2 separate regions of the Homo sapiens genome follow, and region 1 is linked to region 2. A link is a loop called in an ENCODE intact Hi-C map of the cell type or tissue named here. Cell type or tissue: PC-3. All regions are shown on one strand. Links, peaks and the distances in the headings refer to the core of each region. The heading gives the core; the rest is flanking DNA.

Region 1 (2,916 bases), core at 112-2,611, 360 kb after region 2:
ACTCCAGCCTGGGCGACAGAGCAAGACTCTGTCTCAAAATAAAAAAAATAAAATAAAGGAAAAAGAAAAAAAATGGAGAGTGGAGGGTGGGAAGAGATAGGAGTCTGGGTACTTATTCTCCTGGGTCCCTCCCTCCAAGCCATGGGTTGGCCAAGGCAGCAAGCCCCTGTCTAAGTAGCCTCTTCGCTACAGTGACAGTTCCCCAGGTTCTAGAACCCCTTCTTCCCCTTCCTGTTCAGGCCTGGGGACCTGGGGACAGTAACAGCTTCCCACTCTTGCCTGTCCTCGGTGCTTTGTCATCCTTTATTGATTTTCTTAACCCTGCAGCAGCATGGTAAACAGTTCCCTCGTTAAACCCTCCTCAATTAACCTTATTGACGGTACCATTGCTTTTCTGCCAAGATCCTAACCAATGCATTGCCAAGCAGAATCCCCAGCAAATCTAGGAATCTGTAAATATTTGGTGAGTGTGTTTATAAAACTAAGATCATGCCAAAGTGGACATCGGGTGACTGGAGTTCTGATGCTAGCTCTAGCTCAGGCAAGTCGTGTGAGTTCAGGCAATGCTAAAAGCCCCCACCTCTCAACTTTTCCCAAACATAAAAGAAAGCTTAGATGCAGAGACCGCTTCTACAATCCCCATCACTGCTAAGTGCACTTCTCTTGCACATCTCACTTTTTGGGGTGGATGCTCACTTCTCTCCCCCACCCAAGTCTTAGATAGGGAGAAGGCTGCCTTGAGGCTCTGCCATGGGATCGATTCCTCCTAAGCTAGAAGATATTGATCCCGTGACAATTGCTGTCCTGCCTTTCTTTCTGGGAGGAGCTGGCTGTGGGCGCCAGGATTGTGCAAAAGGGAGGTGTTTCTGAATAACAATGGTGCATTGTCTCATTATCGATTGTTCTGCAGTCTAACTGGGTTAGATGGGTGCACATTTCAGACCCCTCCCAAGCAAACCAAATCCTTTAAAGGGAGAGAGGCAGGTGTAGACAGGACAGGGTTATTTTATTTCATATGAAGATGCTGAGCTCCTGATGAGTTACATTTTTATTTCTTTTTGAATGCTAAAAATGACTGATGGCCACAGTCCTGGCAGTGACCCTGGCTTGGCCCTAGTGGCTTGGGCCTCAGTTGTACTCCAGGTCTTGTCCTTGCCAGCCTGTCCTGAAACCCTCACTGAGCTTAGCGGTGTGCTCACATCTCCTGGGAATGTTCTGCCCCTGGCCGAGCTCTGCATCTGGCTAACTTCTCCAGCAGGCGCAGTAGCAGAGGCCCACCACGCTGTTCAAGGCACCTGATGTTTCATTAATCAAAAATGTTTTAATTTCTTTTAAACTTAGAAAAACGTGAATAGAATAAGTGAATTCATATAATAATGAATTAAGTTGCATTATATGTCTTTATGTCATTGTGTTTGTAAAATATAATTTTTAATACTTTCTATGAAAGAGAAGGCCACAAAGGCAAAAGCACCCAGGGCCCCCAAGTCATGATGCTACCCTGCCCTGCAGAATGCCAGCAATGAAGTATTCCTTGGGCAAATAAAGTCTGGGAACTCAAGGGCCACACCTCCCCTGGGAGAGTCATATCCTACGCTGGCATGTCAAAGAGCCAGAGCCGTGCTGCAGTGGGAAAATCTGTTTCACTTCCTTTAAGCCAACTATTCCCAAACGTATTTGCACACAGAACACTTGCAGAAACACCGACCTAAACTTTACTTGTTTTATTTCTCTTTTCAGCCTAGATAATTTCTCAAAACTTAAGTAGTACAACCTTGTATTTATTTTGTAAATGTCCCTTGGGAAATTTATAGTTATAGATGCCTATTTTTTAAAAGAAGCAAGATCTCAAATTAATAACCTAAACTTCCACTTTAAGGAATTAGAAAACCAAGAGCAAACTAAACTCCAAGCAAGCAGAAGGAAGGAAATAATAAAAACTGGAACCGAAACACATGAAAGATAGAATAGAAAGATGATAGAGAAAATCGAAGAAACCAAAAGTGGGTTCTTTCAAAAGATCAACAAGATTGATAACACTCACAAAGAAAAATGAAGACTCAAATGACTTAAACCAGGAATGAAAAAGTAGACATTACTACCTACCTCATAAAATAAAACAGATTATAAATAAAACAGAGTATGAGGAAATACTATGCACATTGTATGTCAACAAATGATATAGCCTAGATGAAATGGGAAAATTCCTGGAAGACACAAACTACAGAAACTGACTCAAGAATACATTGAAAATCTAAATTGACTTATAACAAGTAGAGAGATTAATTTCTAGTTTTAAAAAGTTCCCACAAAGAAAAGCCCAGGCCCAAATGGATTCACTGGTGAATTCTACTAAATGTTTAAAGAAGAATAAATACCAATTCTTCACAGACTTTTTCATAACCTAAAAAGAGCATCTGCAAAAAATAAATAAATAAATAAATAAATAAATAAATAAATAAATAAATAAATAAAAATAATAATAAAAGCCCACAATTAACATGATACTTAATGGTGAAAGAATGAATGTTTTCCCTCCAAGATCAGAAATAAGACAAAGATATTCATTCTCACTACTCCCATTTAACATTGTACTGGAGGTTCTAGCCAGCGCAATTAAGCAAGAGAAAGAAAAAAGTATCCAGATTGGAAAAGTAGATCTATTTGCAGAAGCCATGGCCTGGTATATAGGAAATCCTAAGGAATGACTCACACACATACTCAAAACCATCAGAATTAACAAATAAGTTCAACGAAGTTGTAAGATACAAGATCAATCTTGTATCTTCCATCAAGATATAAGATGTAAGATACAAAATCAATTCTATTTCTATACATTAGCGATGTACTATCCAGAAATAAAATTTTAAAAACAATTCCTTTTAGATTGGAATCAAAAAGAACAAAACACTTTGG
Region 2 (2,916 bases), core at 294-2,793:
CAGGACTGAGCACAGGATGCCTCCTGAAACATAGGTTTGGGGATGCTGGAGGCTTTTCCAGCCATGTGCAGACTGAGGATGAAGCCACAAGAAAAGCATGAGATGACCAGAAACCAGATGTGTCGCATCCTTTTGACCTCTAAGTCCTGCCTCGAAGGAGCAGTCTAGAGTGGACGTTTCATCATAGGGGACGACACAGTTCTGATTCCTGCTTCTGCCACAAAATGAATCCTCATTAACACATTCATGACATTAAGACATTTAACAGATTGTATCAAATACTGGGAAAAGAAGTGGATTCAAGTCAGAAGTTCTAGGATTTAGCTGGATACTACATCTCTCCACTGGGAGACAGGGTCTGAGCCAATTTTCTCATCTGCATGCCTAGATTCTGCTTTCAAGAAGATTAAGCCTGGGTAACAGAAAGTGGTAAGATAAAGTGATGTGATGGACATATGGGTATTGTGGTCCATCTTTATTAAACTATATGGTTAAAAAAAACCATCCACTAGGTCAAAATGGTCAGATCAGTAGCTCCAAGAAGACATGGGCTGAAAGGATCCTCCCTAGATGTTGAAACAACTGTGGACTTTCACAGAACATTTACTGTGTGCAATGGACAAGGTATTTTTTAGAGAGGTGATCTCGTTTCATCTTGATGACTCTATGAGCCAGGTACTACTACTATTCTGAAATCAAATATGAGAAATTGAAGCTCAAAAGATTAAATGACCTGCCCAAACTCATGCGGCCATACAGGCTGACTCCAGGGCAGGTGCTCTTGGCTATTATCCTAGGACTTAGTAAAAGATCATTTTATTGGTAGCAGTAGAAATCTGTGTGGGCAAACATCATACAGCTACTAAATAAAGGTGCACAGTCATGAATTTGTTTTCAAAACAAAAGAGATATTAGCAGCATATTGTTTTCTAAATGATCCGCCTTGGGATTTCCAGCCTCCAGGCCTACACTTTCATGGTACTCTCGGAACACACTGGCCTTCACCTCCTCCCCATTTTTCTCTGCTTTATTATTATTAATCACATAAACAAGTTGCCAGCAATAAAGACGGAAAATGGAAAGACAGAAAAATTACCCATAGTTCTATCCATTCTTTATATCTCAGATTCAATGACATATTTTCCAACAAATTGTCCTTGGAGTGTACTGCCTCTCACAAGCATGCATGCATATGCACCCGCACACACACACACACACACACACACACACACACATGTGCACACATGCACACATACACTCACACATTCACACTTATTATTACATTGGTGGAAAAGTAATTGCAGTTTTTGTTATTAAAAGTAATGGCAAAAACTGCAATTACTTTTGCACCAACCTGCAACCTGATTGGTAGGATTGTATGTTCTTTGTTTTGCTGGACTGCAGTGGCAGCAGCCAGGCCTGCTCATCTCTGCTTCCTTCACAGCACCCTGTGAGGAGGCCTTGCCCACATCACCTGCTGAGTAATTATTTGTTGAATTACAAGCAGCATATAGTAAAATTTTATGTTCCTCTTCAAGGGACAGTGAGTAATGACACAGATTTAAAGTCAGCCGAATAGCTGGTATCTGGCTCTTAGTCTTAGCGAGGCTTTGACTAGTTCTTAAAAGTTGACATTCTTCCTGGACTTGCAGTCTGAGTGCATGAGGCTCTCCAGGGAATAAAAATTAGCCTGCTGTCTGAAATGTTTATGAAAACAGCTAAATTTAGATGATCAAAGATTTTGGGAATCCAGGGACCCTTGAGATTGAAGACTGTGATATCTTTAACAAGTATCTCGAACGGCAAAGGTTTTTTCTTCAGAAATTCCCCTTCAGAGGCATTTAAAGTTCTAGTTGGAAGCCGTTTTAATTTCTCTTTAATTGGTGGGATGGAGCGAGGTCTTGTTTAAGTAGACCACTTGAACATTTTCTTTTCCTCTGTTCATTGGCTCCAAGCTAACTTTTGAAGAGAGTGTTGCTTTTGACCAAACTGGAATTAATTCTAAAAGAGAAGGCAGGTCTGTCGCTCAAGTTTAACATGTGGATGAATTTGCCATCTCGAATTAAAATGGAGGCTGCTCAAAAGATTCCAAAAGGAACTATCCTCTATAATTTTGCTAAAAATGTAGGAAATATGTTAAAGTCACAGAGATGAGAAACTTGCTCTAAGTCTTGCTTTTCCCATCAGAAAGCCCCCACTTTACACTTGGTTCATGGAACAATAATTGGCATTCTTGTTACTGGCTCCCAAGCAGTGATTTGTTGTGGAGGTCTCTGAAGAATGGGGGAGAGAAAGGAGACCCTGGGGAAGAGGAGGGTCTTTGTGGAAAACCCATCAAGGCCTCAGAGAGCAAAGCTAAAGGATCACATCTTGGTGGGGAAGTCAACACTGTTGATTTCTGGGTGGCTATTTGGTTTGTACTGAATCTCCCATGGAGGGAGGCAGGACTGCAGAGTTTTGGGGAGCCCCGGCCTCAGTAGGGCACAAGCGGATGTCCTCTGGCTCACTCCATCTCCCTGTGACCTTGGGTAAACTATTTAGCCTCACGGGGCCTCAGATGCCCCCCTGTGAAGTAGGAAAGGTGATAGCCCTCACCTCACAGAGTGTCAGGGAACTAACCCAGGTATTGTGTGGAAAGCTTCATAAAGTGCTTAACCCAGAGCCTGGCACTTAAGTATTACTAAACAATTGCAAAGCAGGTGAAAGAAAATGCAAGCAGGACGCTTTGTTGAAATACAGGACATCAGTGGCAAAATCCTCCTCAGTCACGCAAATAAGACAGAATGCTGCAGAAAGGCATTCCGTAAATTCCAAAGAGCTTCCCAGCAGAGGTGACTGAGGGCCCAGGTGCACAGTACCCTGGAAAGAAGAGTGGGAGATAACTAACCCAGGAGGGAGGGGAAGGCCAGGGATGGG

What was found. Hi-C counts contacts between places; a loop is a spot of excess contacts. Peaks named below come from ENCODE experiments on the same cell type or tissue, not always from the same donor. Only the 100,000 strongest peaks of a DNase experiment are listed, where the experiment ranks them.
Region 1: it touches region 2 in a loop (11-fold over the local background); 1 of 110 quality-filtered maps calls a loop at or near these places.

The regions. Positions count from the first base shown.
Region 1 is chr1:14,498,657-14,501,572 of GRCh38, forward strand. It overlaps LOC124903850 (a long non-coding RNA gene), which reads left to right. Exons shown (of 2, transcript XR_007065478.1): 2 at 1-2,916. It also overlaps a transcript of KAZN not described here. Among named protein-coding and RNA genes, the nearest start is that of KAZN-AS1, 80 kb to the left of the region's middle. In PC-3, for the core only: no CTCF peak of the experiment used is centred there; a DNase peak (open chromatin) is centred at 1,595; H3K4me3 peaks cover 490 bases; H3K27ac peaks cover 2,018 bases.
Region 2 is chr1:14,133,769-14,136,684 of GRCh38, forward strand. It overlaps a transcript of KAZN not described here. Among named protein-coding and RNA genes, the nearest start is that of KAZN-AS1, 280 kb to the right of the region's middle. RefSeq lists enhancers at 1,946-2,492, 2,493-2,916. In PC-3, for the core only: no CTCF peak of the experiment used is centred there; a DNase peak (open chromatin) is centred at 1,493.